Linked DNA regions of Homo sapiens: all the other regions are linked to region 3. The links are chromatin loops, found by intact Hi-C in ENCODE. Cell type or tissue: mammary epithelial cell. All regions are shown on one strand. Region 1 has its middle 210 kb from the start of KCNQ5. Region 2 has its middle 200 kb from the start of KCNQ5. Region 3 has its middle 68 kb from the start of KCNQ5.

Region 1 (5,000 bases), 140 kb after region 3:
TTTTAAACCAATGTTTCTGGCACGCCCTTGCAGTTACTTTTTCAGTTGTCTTGGAAAATGCCACATTAAAAGGCCAGAGTCAAGATCACAGTACTTACTCTTCCTCAATCAGGGCAGCCCCATTGATCTTTCATAGTCATAAAAGGTGAACCCAACTGATGTCTAAGTCAGGCACTGCTCCTGAGGTTCATAATCTGGTTTGCTGGGGAAGGAGGGTGGATTGTCAGCAAAGGAGGACCACATACTGGGTAAAAGTGCCTTCTTTCTCTCCCTGTGCCAACCACTGCTCACACCTGATGCTTCCTATGGAGCTAATTATGAGAAAAATATTTAGGACTCCCATTTTAGTGAATAAAACTTACCAAACGAGATTATTTAGAGCAGGGCTTCTCAAACTTTAGTATCTCTATGAATCACTCGGGGATTTTGTTAAACAGCAGAGTCTGATTCAGTCAGTTCGGGGCGGGACCTGAGGGTCTGTATTTCCGACAAGCTCCCAGCTGTTGCTGGTGCTACTGGTCAGAGGACTGGACTTTGAGTCGCACGGGATCAGGTTCAGTGTTTGTTGTTTACACATACTCACACACGCCTGTATGTGCTGCAGAAGTGGACGAGAAAGAAAAGCACACCTTTCATTCTTAGAGGGTTTTATATATTTAAAAACACTTTGATAGACATTTCTCTTAGGCAAGCAGGGTAGGTAGCATTATCACAGTTTTTTCTGCCCAATGGTATATAGTTATATAATCTCATTAACTATGAGGTTATAGATCCAATTGCTCATACCTGTTCACCACAAAAGACTAATTGAATTAGAATATGTTTGTATTATAGTATTTTTGTTAATATTATGGTATTTGTACACAAATTAGAGTGTCGTTATTAGATTGTTATTAATCACACACATTTTGAAATGCTGTAAATCCTAGTGGGTTCAAGTTACTAGGGAGTTATTTCACAGATTCCACAGAGGGGTTCAAAGAGACATCTCTGGGGAGAGAGGGTGCCTTTGCCAATGATGCATCTCTAGAAGCTCCCACATTCATAGTCAGGTGAACTTTGCTGCTTTGTCCTGATGTTTACTGGCTTTTCTCCACATTGATTGAAATTCCATAATCATGGTGAGAATAATTAGAGTGGTGTCAAGGAATCTCCTACCTCCCACCTGTAGTGGGTTGAATGATGACCCCCATCCCAAAATAAAAGTCCACTCAGAACATCTGAATGTGATCTTATTTGGAAGAAAGGTCACTGCAGATATAATTAAGGTAAGGATATTGAGATGAGAAGGCCTTGACTTAGGGTGGGCCCCAAGTCCAATGACAAACGTCCTTATAAGAGATCAAAAAAGAAGAGAGGGGGCACCTGGAGGCCATGTGAGGATGGAGGTAGAGACTGCAGTTCTACTGCCACAAGTCAAGGAGTGCCAGTAGGCTCCAGGAGCTGGGAGTGGGCAGGAAGCATTCTTCCCTGAGGCCTTTGGAGGGAGTGTGGGTCTGCTGTCACCTTGATTTCAGATTTCTGGCCTCCAGAACGGTAAAATAAGTTCTTGTTTTAAAAAGAAGTTCTTGTCGTTTTAAGCCACAAGCTTTGGGTACTTTGTTGTGGCAGCCCCCGGAAAGAGTGCGCAGCCCCTTACGCACCTTCCAGTGGTGGCTCATGGTCCAGCCTTGAGAAGTTCTCTCCCTGCTGCTCATGCCTCCTCTCTGCCCCCCTGTCCCGGGTACTTGGCCTTGGCGTGGCCTGTCCACACATGGCTGTGCTTGAGCATGGTGGCATTGGTCCCAGGGACAGGGCAACTTTATTCCATAAGTGGAAACGACAGAGATTCTCTGACCACACACACCTGGGGACTGGAAATGAACCTATAATCTCAAGGGAGGTGAGTCAAAACTCAGAATTCATTCACCAAAACAAAACCTCTTGATTGATTCTTGGTGGAGATAAAGATGAAAAAGATTTGAGTATGCATATAATTATAAAATACTTATACTGTATTCTCAAGCAGATATTTTTACACCATATAAAAGGCAGTTGCCCCACAAGATTAGTCCTTAACCTTAAGGTTTAGTCAGTCCTAGTTAAATTTTCCCTACTGAAGGCTAGCGCATCAGCATTGACTCTCAAAAGATCCCTCTGCATTCAGCGTCTTCTCGGACCTGCACGAAGCACTGCTGCCATCTTGTGGCTGAGATGCGCCACTACACCCGCTTATTTTATGAGGTTCTAGCTCTCACCAACAGAGGGCAGGGTTGAGGCCCCTGCCTGCAGACAAACCCTTGTTCATAATTTTGAGCCAAATGCTAGTGTGGCAGAGTGAGATTTCTTTTTAAACTAAATTTTGAGAAGAACCAGGTAATACAACTGCTATTTGCCTGTTAATAAAGCAGGGGAAATTCACAAATATTTCACAGCCTCCTAGGAGGTGAGAACATGCCACTAGATACACTATTTTGAATTTCCTATTTTCCTACTTCCTATCCATCTGATGCCCTAATGGCAGCTAACAGGGAGGAGTCCAGCGTGGGAAGGTGAGGAGGGTTGGGATTGCAGGAGGCCAGGTGATACCCTGACACTGGGCTTCCTGTTACCTTTGGAACTGAGAGGCAATCCAACCCTAAAGTGGTAGAACTTTGTTTAACTCTCCAACAACTAGGGTTCTGATAGCCTGATTTCCTAGGAAAGAGGATTTATGTAGCTCAGAGTTATATTTGGTTTGTGGTTGCTATTAGAGTAAAAGAATCAGGCCTGGTGTGGTGCCTCACACCTGTAATCGCAGCCCTTTGGGAGGGCAAGGCAGGAAGACTGCTTGAGGCCAGGAGTTTGAGACCAGGCTGGCCCACATAGTCCGACCCCCATCTCTAAAAAAAACTTAAAAACTAGCCATGTGTGGTGGTGCATGCCTTTTGTTCCGGCTACCGAGGAGGCTGAGGCTGAGCCTAGAAGTTTGGGGCTTCAGTAAGCCATGATTGTACCACTGCATTCTAGCTTGGGTGACGGAGCGAGATATTGTCTCAAAAAAAAAAAAAAAAAAAAAAAAAGAGAGAGAGAGGGAGAGAATCTATCTTTCTTAGTCTCCATCTATCTTTTCACAAAAGTGAAATTTGCCTGACTGACCCGCATCAACATCCCCCTTCACCTACCCCCAATAAAATCGTCAAACAGAGCAAAGCTCAGAGCAAGAGTGAAGGTTCTGGGGCCTTCCCATTTGTCCTGCCTCCTTCCTCTTCCATCATTGTCTAAAGAAAGGCTCAAAGAATGTTTCTTAATTCTTTATAATTGGAAAGCTTTCATCAAGAGTGTTTTAAAGAAAAAGAAGTGCATTTCTGGAGCATTACTCTAGGGTCACCAACTTATCAATTTTAATCGATGAATCAGAGATCTAGACTGAAAAATCATGAGTGTTTTTGCTGGTTTTACTTAGTAGATAGAAAGGCCAGTGGAAAGTGTGGCCCGTCACAAGGCTCTGCTTTCCAGGCCTGGGCATTCAATCTTTCTGTGCAAACTGAGCTCCTCCAACCCCTGCATCACTTGGAGGTGGGACCGGCTTCATAGGCCTGGGTCCTGGGCAGTCACACCAGCCCTCGCACTCAGGAGGCCTGCTCTTGGCTTCACGCTCTGCTGTTGCTATCTTGAAAATCTTAAGAATTTTTTAACATGCGGGCTCAGATTTTTATTTTGTACTAGACCTCGTAAATGACATAATAGGTCCTGCCTGGGAGTGTGTTAGAGATGCATTATCTGAGGCCTCATCTTGGACTTCTAAAATTGAATGTGTATTTTAACAGGATCCCAAGGTAAATGGTTGCAACTTTAAAATTTGAGCACTGATCTTAGCTGCCTATGAAGTTGTGGTGGCAGAACGCAGATGAGTGAGCAGGGGGTGAGTCCTTGGCAGAGAATGCAGGGGAAGATCTGCCTTCTCCTCTTCAGAATGGAAGAATCAAAAAGCAGAGAGCCTGGGGGTGGGGGGCACTTGGGAGATGATGAAATTCAGGGAGAGAGAGGAGAGTAAGTGGAAATTGTTTTACAGTACAGGAACCAGCTCTCATAAACCATTTCCTTTATAACTTGGTGACCTGTCATAAATTTTTGAAAAACTTAGTTCTAACATTGGAGCACAAAAGTGAAATTGAACCATGACTGACCACTGTTTCTCTGGCTTTAGGATATAGCCTGACCATTGTTGAGCTATTGCTCTACTATGGAATGAGACAGGATTCCCCATTGATCCAAGTTGCCCTTTATCCCTCCACTGTTTCTAGACATTTTCCCCTCTGTTACCCTTCTAGCTCTCAAATCTCCAACCCTTCCAAACTCAACATGCACACTTTGCTTTATGTCATCGGGGGGTTACACATTTACAAAAGAACATCTTGGAAAATACTTTTACTTCAGCCTGTAGCTGCTTTCAGAAGGATAAGAAAACCCCAAGGAAAAGGGGACTCCAATAGTTTAACTGCCAGAAATACAGGTGGTGGATTTATAAAGTCAAAATTAATTTGTAATTTTAAAATTTACTGTTGCTATGATTTAGAAAAAAAACCTTCAAATAGGAGTGTTTTTTTTTTTAATTTGTGTGTCATAGAGCACTTCATATTGGTTACTTGCAATTTTATTGAGCCCAATTATTATACTTCCAGTGTAGAAGTCTCCACCTTAGTGTACATGGTTGAGAAATCAAACAATATATTTGATATAATACCGTGTTAGGTCATTCTTGCATTCCTATAAAGAAATACCTGAGACTGGGTAATTTATAAAGAAAAGACACTTAATTGGCTCACGGTTCGGCAGACTGTACAGGCAGCATGGTGCAGGCATCTGCTTGCTTCTTGGGAGGACTCAGGGAGCTTTTACTCATGGTGGGAGGCAAAGTGGGAGCTGGTACTTCGTATGGGGAAAACAGGAGCAAGGGCAGGGGGAGGTGCCCCACACTTTTAAAGGACCAGATCTCCTGAGAACTCACTCTTTGTGGTGGGGACGTCACTAAGCCAGGA
Region 2 (5,000 bases), 130 kb after region 3:
AATTAATTGAAGATGGATTAAAGACTTAAATGTTAGACCTAAAATCATAAAAACCCTAGAAGAAAACCTAGGCAATACCATTCAGGACATAGGCATGGGCAAGGACTTCATGTCTAAAACACTAAAAGCAATGACAACAAAAGCCAAAATTGACAAATGGGATCTAATTAAACTAAAGAACTTCTGCACAGCAAAAGAAATTACCATCAGAGTGAACAGGCAACCTACAGAATGGGAGAAAATGTTTGCAATCTACTCATCTGACAAAGGGCTAATATCCAGAATCTACAAAGAACTCAAACAAATTTACAAGAAAAATACAAACAACCCCATCAAAAATTGGGTGAAGGATATGAACAGACACTTCTCAAAAGAAGACATTTATGCAGCCAACAGACACATGAAAAAGTTCTTATCATCACTGGCCTTCAGAGAAATGCAAATCAAAACCACAATGAGATACCATCTCACACCAGTTAGAATGGCGATCATTAAATCATGCTGCTATAAAGACACATGCACACGTATGTTTATTGTGGCACTATTCACAATAGCAAAGACTTGGAACCAACCCAAATGTCCAACAATGATAGACTGGATTAAGAAAATGTGGTACATACACACCATGGAATGCTATGCAGCCATAAAAAATGATGAGTTCATGTCCTTTGTAGGGACATGGATGAAGCTGGAAACCATCATTCTCAGTAAACTATTGCAAGGACAAAAATCCAAACACCACATGTTCTCACTCGTAGGTTGGAATTGAACAATGAGAACACATGGACACAGGAAGGGGAACATCACACACTGGGGCCTGTTGTGGGGTCGGGGGGAGCGGGGAGGGATAACATTAGGAGATATACCTAATGTTAAATGACGAGTTAATGGGTGCAGCACACCAACATGGCACATGTATACATATGTAGCAAACCTGCATATTGTGCACATGTACCCTAAAACTTAAAGTATAATAAAAACAAAACAAAACAAAAAAAGTAAGGAAACAACAGGTGCTGGAGAGGATGTGGAGAAATAGGAACAGTTTTACACTGTTGGTGGGACTATAAACTAGTTCAACCATTGTGTAAGACAGTGTGGTGATTCCTCAAGGATCTAGAACTAGAAATACCATTTGACCCAGCCATCCCATTACTAGGTATATACCCAAAGGATTATAAATCATGCTGCTATAAAGACACACGCACATGTATGTTCATTGCGGCACTATTCACAATAGCAAAGACTTGGAACCAACCCAAATGTCCATCAATGATAGACTGGATTAAGAAAATGTGGCACATATACACCATGGAATATTATGCAGCCATAAAAAATGATGAGTTCATGTCCTTTGTAGGGACATGGATGAAGCCAGAAACTATCATTCTCAGCAAACTATTGTAAGGACAGAAAACCAAACACCGCATGTTCTCACTCATAGGTGGGAACTGAACAATGAGAACGCTTGGACACAGGAAGGGGAACATCACACACAAGGGCCTGTTGTGGGGTGAGGGGAGAGGGGAGGGTTAGCATTAGGAGATATACCTAATGTAAATGACTAGTTAATGGGTGCAGTACACCAACATGGCACATGTATACATATGTAATAAGCCTTCATGTTGTGCACATGTACCCTAGAACTTAAAGTGTAATAATAAAAAAAAGAAAAATATTGGTGCATTTTAATATAGCAAGTTTACTGGATCAGATTTCTAGCTAATTCTTTGTCTGTTGGAAACCTGTACCTAGTAGAAGTTAAAATGATTTAAATGCATTATAACCAGATTGTAGGAAGTGCGTGGAAGTCATAAGAAAAGCCAATACTCTGTGATTTCAATAGCAACAGAGATCAGGTACCTACTGAGGAAATGAAACATGAACTCCACGAAGACACGGACTATTCTGCAGAATATGCTCACCCTCATCAGGACTAGATTTAGATCCAATAACTTGTCCTTAGTGCCTTCCAGAAGCCCTGCTGGCCTTCCCATCGGCAGGCACTTTTGCCTCCATCCCAATTCCTAAGTCCTCAATTTCCCTGGAATATCGAAATACTAGCTTTTCCCCACAGTCCAATTCAGTCCTGTCTCAACTGTGATGGACTAGCCTCTCAATTTCGCTTCCATCTGGATTACTTCACTAATTGGTGAATTGTGTGTAACTAGCTCTTAAGGATATACAACGCAACATTGCTTAGTACTGTGGCATGTGTCTACATCTTTATTCTCTATGTAGGTTGTGAACTTTGGGGAGCAGGCATCATGTTTCATACTTTTGTAGTGTCCACTCCAAGAAAATTCTGAGCATATGTTCAGCACATTCTTATTACTTAAGTCACAGTTTCCCACAGGCTTGCTAAAGGGGAGGGAAGAACATACTGAGGAGATGACCTGGACTTACTAATTGAAATCTCCCTGCAGAATGGGCTGTTAATTGCTCATGCAATTCATTTGTCAACACTTGAATTCATACGAATTTTCAGGGAATTAAGGAGAAATGGTAAGTGGAAGTAGTGGTGGAGAATCAGCAGAAAAGAATTCTGTGTGGACTTCCATTAATTCTGGTTACTTTTCCTTATGAAAGTTCTGCCTGTCCCTAAATATGATTTATAAGCTGCTAGGTACTCACTGGTATATGAAAGCATAGCTTCTTCCGACAGCTGACTACCAGTGCATTAAATTTGCAATATGTTTCTATTTTTCCTTTTTTTTGGCCGAAGCAAATAGCTGTTATTGTCTCTATTTCCTGTAACTGTTATTGCTACCATTAATCTCTCCAATGAGTTTAACAGAGAGGCATAAATCTACCCCTAATACCAGATAAGAAAGGCACTCAAAGAAATATACAGATACTTAAACAAAAAATAATGCAATGTTAAGCTGAGCTATATTCTTTAGTTAAATCTTTTTTTTATATTTATTTTTTAAATCTCTAAGATAACCGAACATCGTAAGGGCTAAAGTAGTTATATTATTCAGATAAATTTAAAAATTCAAACATATAAATGGATGTTACAATGAGCATATTCAGAAATGATATGGTCAATATATATAAAGCAGTAGACCTGGAAGAAATGGCTGATGAATATTATTTGGGAATATGTCATAGCATGCCCACAATCTGCAAGCTGTCACATGTGGATACACCGACTTTTGTCTGCCATCCTCAAGCTAGTTTCTTCTCCTCCAGCTTGTTTGAGCAGTGAATGGACTTTTGTTTGAGAAGAAACAAATGTGTATTATTTCATCTGAGAGTAACTAGTTACATTTTCAAAAAACAGATCCTGACTTATACCACTTTGAGAGACTGGTATATATGTGGAAAGGTTTAAAGAAGTAAATAAACTAATACTGATGGTAATTCTAGGCTATCAAAATTAATTTTATGTTATTTAACATGTATTAAGCACTTGGTTTATGCCAGACATTGACAAAATGCTTTTACAGGCATTCATACATTTACATAACAAATATTTGATGGGTGCCCACCATATGCCAGGAATTATTTTATTTCTTTCTCATGATAACTCCACAAAATAAGAGCTATTCTTATGCACATTTTCTGATAAGAAAACTGAGATTTTCAAGCTTGATGAAATTACTCATGGTAAAATAATTAGAAAGTGGCAGAGCCAGAATTCTGTATCCAGAGCCCAAGCTCTTAAATCAGATGCTATATTGCCTCATATAATGCATCAAACCTGGAATTATGATGATAAACTGCAGTGCATAAGTTTGTTCTTATATATGGGAAGAGCAAGGAGATAAGTGAGAGCTACGCAAAGAGAAATGAGAATCAAGTCATTCCTCTTTACAAATTATACCTTTTCGCCGTATTTAGATAAAATTTTCAGAGTTTCATTTGTTTTGTTTACTTATTTTTTTCTCATTCTACCTTAACTCATGATGTGCTGGTAAGTTTTTAACAACTATTTTTTGGAATAAAAATCCCTGATTTATAACATTTGCCAGTTTCTGTGGTGTAAGTAATCACACCATGGGTGATTTCATGCTATTAATGTGAGTTGGGAGGGATATGGATATTCAGATTAACGAAGCCTAAAAGATCAACACAAGATTAATGAAAGATTAAGGAAGCCCAAGCAAGATCAATACAAAGAAGGAATACTCCAAGGCACATTATAATCAATTAGTCACAAGTCAAAGACAAAGAGAGACTCTTGAAAACAGCAATAGACAAGAGACTTGTCACATGTAAGGAAACCCTTATAAGCCTATCAGAAATTTTTCAACAGAAACCTTGCTAGCCAGGAGAGAGTAGGGATGATATGTTCAAAGGGCAGAAAAAAAGTAATGCCAACCAACAAGACTATGCCTGGCAAAGCTGTACTCAGAAATGAAGAGCTAAAGACATGCCCAGGCAGACAAATGTTGGGGAGGTCATTACCACTGGACATACCTTACAAGAAATGATAAAGGTTCTTCATGTTGGAATGAAAGCATGCTAATTAACAACATGAAGACATATGAAATTTAAAAACCCAATGGTAAAGGTAAATATATGGTCAAAATCAGAATGCTCTAATACTGTAACGGTAGTGTGTAAGTCACATATTTCTAACATAAAAGTCAAAAGACAAAGCTATTAAAAGTAATCATAACCACAATAATTTGTTAGGGGAACAATATAAAAAGATGTGAATTACGACATAAAAACATAAAATATGCAGGGGGAGCAAAAATGTAAAGGTTTTGTATGTGATCATAATTGTTATTAGCTTAAAATAATCTGTTATAACCATAAAAATAACCTGATATAACTATAAATGTTCTATGTAAGCCTCACAGGAAGAGACGTACACCAACAGCTCTTATAAACTGGCTTCAGCATGTCACACTGTTTATAACCTGCCACAATGGAGCATTCACTTAGTAGTTGAAAAAGTGATAAATTCCAGAAGAAAACTGTTTTGAGGGTTGAGAGATTTGGAATCTATGCTATTTTTTGTTCATTGAGCTCATTCCTAAAAAAAA
Region 3 (5,000 bases):
ACTATTGTTTGGCATCTGCCTTCATGTTATGTCTGTCTTTACAAGTCTCTCATTCCTACTTTGTCCAGGATGCAAAATGAATTTAAATTCTGGGTGTTAGGAGTCCAGATTGAAGGCTTATGAAGAAACTCTGGCCAGATCTAAAATAAGTTGTGTGATCACAAGGAGAGAGTTGCAAAAACTTCAAGGATAGGGTGACAGATACAGAGATAGACAAGGAGGAAGTGAGATGTGGAAACAGGTGGGGGTAAATCTTTATTACAAGATTAAGAAATGGGAAGAAAATTAATTTTAAATTTAAAGGAAATCTATACTAACCACTTTCACAAAAGAAATTTCAGCCATTTGATTTGCTTGCAATCTGCACTGAGGCCCTCTGTTTCTGGATGATTGAAACTCAAGTTTAGTTTGCTTTTTTGAAAAAAAATCATAGATTGTTTGTTGTGGCTTGCTCATGAATAAGATTGCCAGGTTCTATTTATATAGAGTTTTGTCCCGCTTGTAAATGTAAATAATTGGTGATTTTGTTTGCAACTTCTTATTTTGTTTTTATTAATTTTGTATAATTTATGCACTCATGGCAGCCCTTCAAGTAGACTATAAAACTCTTGCTTGGCAGGATAGGACTCTGGCACTAAGCAGTTCATCAAAATTAAACTCTTAAATATTAAATAAACATTCAGGAAAAGGTGATTGCCGAGTCAGTCAGGAATAAAGTGCAGGAGTGGTGTTTCTCTATCACAAATTTATTACTTAACTTTCACTTTCAGCTGCCATGATTTCCATCATCTTAAATTGAACAGAATTCTATGTAGACTTTTTTTTTTTTGTCTCAGCTTTGAGCTCTTTTATGCAGTGAAGTATACCAAAGACAAGGAGTAACGAGGAGCATCCCAGGGGGAAGCTTTTGGTGTCATTGATTTCTTTGGGAATTTGAGGAGAACTAGGGCTCCATAAAAACATACAATTTGCAATTCTATGAAAACAACTTAGGAAGAATTTTCACATGTGGCTACATTCAACATCTACTATCTCTAGCCAGGGAATCTCTAGTCAGCTGAGATTGGGAGTAGCTGCCCTGGGCTCCGCAGGGAACTGATTATGGGTCCGAAAGACTCCCCATATACAGAGCTATGAATCTTCTAAATATGAGGAAAAGTGATAGTCATAGGGAGTCCCCTAAGTTGATGCCTCTCAAACTTTAATATATTTGCAACTTGCTTTGGGATTTTGATAAAATGCAGATTTCTAGGCCCCCCACTCCAAAGACACTGATATTGTATGTCTGGGGTGGGGCCTGAGAAGCTGCCTTTCTAGCAAGCTCTCAGGTGTTGCTACTTTGCAGTTTTCAGGACCATACATTGGAGAGAACCGCCCTGAGTGGTCAATCACACTATGATTAATTCAATCAGGAAACTTGAATGCCTTCTATGAATATCCATGACCAAAGAATGGGCCTCTGGAGGGCTGCTTGCCGACTGAAGAGAGGGAGAAAGGACACACCTGCCTAGCCAGTAAAACAACAGAATCAACTCTAGAAATCAGTGTAGTGGTAGATGACCCACTAAAATCACCTTTCTGGCCACGAACCAGCATCATGAGTTAAGAGGTAGGCAGTGTTTATAACCCAGAACGGGAAAGTTCTCTTAAAGGACTCTTGCACGACCAAAGCCAATTAAAGAGGTCTAGGGGGGGCACTGTTGTCATGGGTAGTGAATTACCAAATATTTCAGTCCAGGCATGCAGAAAACCTTACAATGTAGAGTTGTGATCCAGACCTAGACTTTGGGGTGAGGCAGCCTGCAGTAGAATCCCTGCACTGCCAATTCTCAGCTGCGTTCCTTAGCAAGTTACTTAACCTTTCTGGGCTTCAGTTTTTTCCATATAAAAATAGAGATATTAATAATATCTTCTTCCCAGGGTTGTTGTGAAACTACTATCAAAGCACTCACCACCATGCCTGACACTTAGGAAGTGCTCAATAAAGGTTTTTATTATGCCTCCAGCAAGATAAATTTTTCCTTTGATGATATCTAGTGACTTCATCAGAATAAAGACTTTCTTATACATTTTAGTGTGACATATGCAAAAAGAATCACACAGGAGCTGGAGATATTTTTTAAAGTTATTTTGATCACAGTGTATAAATTCTCATCTTAAGAGTAGTTCAGCTACTATTTTCATGATAATAACAAAGCAGCAGCTAAAGCTAAAGCTATCTTGGGCTATTTCCTCTAAATTTGCCTTCTAACATGGGAAGAATTTTATCTCACAAATTAGCAAATTCTAGCAAAGCCAGAATGTTGGTCATTTCTGATATCATGACTCTTGTGTATCTTTTCTGGCACATCCCAAAACCATCAGATTGATTCCGAGTTCTCAAAATACATATTGTGTTTATTCATTCATTATTCATTCATTCCTTTCATTCTTTGGTGTTCACAGTCTATTCCTATTGCCATGGGGATAACTATTCAATGACAACTACCTTTTTACTTCATTTTAGTCATTTCCGTTGTGTCAGGTTTATTCTGGCTTTGATGATGAATGGAAAGGGAAAAAGAAACTTATTAAATAAAGTGACTTTTTTTTCCGCTCAATTTGCTTTTGCATCTCTTATGTGTGTCTCAAATTTAGCAAGTGAAACATTTGTCCCAATGGATTATCTGAAATGCATCGTTGGCTGTCAGACACATGATTGATTTTAAATATATGCCTGAGTTCTTTCTATTAGACTAAACCCTTAGGACAGCAAAACACTCTTGCTGTAAAAATGCTTTCCTGTCATTGTCAGGTACACCTGTCATCTTTGACTTAACCCTTGTATTGTAAACAAGAAGCTGCTGGCAAGAGATCATAAACAAAACCAATTTCTGTGTCTCTATTTTCCAGAAGTCTCTCCAGGGAAGTTATCTCTCTAAGACATCATTCCATTTCATCCTTTCTTGGTTCTTGGCTCTTTTTATTCCTCTTTCTGCATGCCATATTCACTTTTCCTGTATGCATTTTGAATCAGTCTCTGTGCCTCTCTGGTTACTGTGGCTCAGCAATGAGTCATGGAAACTACTCAAGACTTGTCTCCTTCTATTTATCCTACCAGCCGTATCCTGTTATTTGTCTGCCTTTCAGCTGCCCTTGTGTAACGAGATGCCTTTTTACTTGCCTTCTTCAGTGTTATTCATCTCGTTTAAATTTTCCATCTCTGAGTTGCCAGCCCCCAACACCATTTTAAATTTTAAATATTTTCATTAATTTTTCAAAAAAGTTATAATTTGGCTGAATAACAGTGTCTCTTTGTATTACCAACTATGAAATAGTACAATGTGCAAAATTTAATTAGTTCCAATTAATGTTTTAAACCCAAATGAGCCTATGTTCATTCTCATCTACTTACTGTGGCAGAGGGATACAGCAGAGTATTTGTGCAAAAGCTTTATTCCATTTCTCTTCATGACCTTGCTATTTTTATAATTTTGAAGAGTCCAGTTATATCCAATATGTCGGACTGATTTTCCAATAAGTTACATGTAATGACACTGGAATGTCATCTATGTGCCAGTTCAATTGTGCCACGGGTTGGAAAACTGTGTGCCAAATCCAACCTGACAGCTGTTTCTGTAAATAAGCTTTCATTGCAACATAGCCACACCCACCTATGTATACACTATCTGTGGCTGCTTTCACATGACAAAGGAAGAGTTGAATAGTTGTGACAGAGACTACACGACCTAAAACACCTAAAATATTTGCTTTCTGGCCATTTTAGAAAATGTTTTCCTAGCAGTGGACCACCCGGTAAACCAAGTCTGGTAAATTTCCATGTCAGGTCTTGAGGTAAAGTTTATAGAATGGTTACTAACTGAATATCTCTCCCCTCCAAATATATAAAAATCATCTGTTAACTCATACAAAGACCAGATTATCTTTAGAGATAGTCCAAGGTATTTGCATATAACTAGAGTTGCCAGGTAAAATACAGAGTGCCCGGCCGGGTGTGGTGGCTTACGCCTGTAATCCTAGCACACTGAGAGGCCAAGGAGGGCAGACTGCCTGAGCTCAGAAGTTCGAGACCAGCCTGGGCAACATGGTGAAAACCTGTTTCTACTAAAAATACAAAAATTTAGGTGGGCATGGTGGTGCACACCTGTAGTCCTAGCTACTAGGGAGGCTGAAGCATGAACCTGAGAGGCGGAGGCTGCAGTGAGCCGAGATCATGCCTCTTCACTCCAGTTTGGGCAACAGAGCAAGACTCTGCCTCAAAAAGGAAAAAAAAACGCCGGGCTCGGTGGCTCACACCTGTAATCCCAGCACTTTGGGAGGCCAAGGCTGGCAGATCAGATCACCTGAGGTCGGGAGTTCGAGACCAGCCTGACCAATATGGAGAAGCCCTGCCTTTACTAAAAATAATAATAATAATAATAATAATAATAATTAGCCAGGTGTGGTGGCACATGCCTATAATCCCAGCTACTCAGGAGGCTAAGGCAGGAGAATTGCATGAACCCAGGAGGCGGAGGTTGCTGTGAGCCAAGATCATGCCATTGCACTCCAGCCTAGGCAACAAGAGCAAAACTCCATCTCAGTAAAACAAAAAACAAACAAACAAACAAAAAGCACAAAACACAGAATGCCCAGTTATGACTAAAATTCAGATAAATGACAAAGAATTTTCTAGTATAACTGTGTCCCACATATTACATGGGACATACTTATACTAAAAAATTCTTTATTTATCTGAAATTCAAATGTTATGGGCATCTTGCTCTTTTATTTGCTAAATCCAGCAACTTTGCATATAAAGGAATGAAAAGAAGAAAACCTGAAGAGAAATTGAAGCAACATCTACAGGGCACTGTGTGAAGTTTTTAGTTTATTAGCACCTTTGAGAATATTATCTGATAATATTCCAGAATTCTGCCATTGATATTCATGTTTTGAATCAATAATAGGAGACTTCAGTCTTTATACCCAGGTGTTTTGTGTACACAGGTGGTCTGCTT

The links. A loop is a pair of places that touch in the nucleus more often than their neighbours do. Peaks named below come from ENCODE experiments on the same cell type or tissue, not always from the same donor. Only the 100,000 strongest peaks of a DNase experiment are listed, where the experiment ranks them.
Region 1: it touches region 3 in a loop (4-fold over the local background); 4 of 110 quality-filtered maps call a loop at or near these places.
Region 2: it touches region 3 in a loop (5-fold over the local background); 4 of 110 quality-filtered maps call a loop at or near these places.

Annotation. Positions count from the first base shown.
Region 1 is chr6:72,409,584-72,414,583 of GRCh38, reverse strand. No RefSeq gene overlaps it. Among named protein-coding and RNA genes, the nearest start is that of KCNQ5, 210 kb to the left of the region's middle. In mammary epithelial cell, a CTCF peak has its summit at 2,212 (motif pointing left); a DNase peak (open chromatin) is centred at 2,203.
Region 2 is chr6:72,422,849-72,427,848 of GRCh38, reverse strand. No RefSeq gene overlaps it. Among named protein-coding and RNA genes, the nearest start is that of KCNQ5, 200 kb to the left of the region's middle. In mammary epithelial cell, no CTCF peak of the experiment used is centred here; DNase peaks (open chromatin) are centred at 2,328 and 3,148; H3K27ac peaks cover 2,380 bases.
Region 3 is chr6:72,551,752-72,556,751 of GRCh38, reverse strand. No RefSeq gene overlaps it. Among named protein-coding and RNA genes, the nearest start is that of KCNQ5, 68 kb to the left of the region's middle. In mammary epithelial cell, no CTCF peak of the experiment used is centred here; DNase peaks (open chromatin) are centred at 2,481 and 3,081; H3K27ac peaks cover 3,420 bases.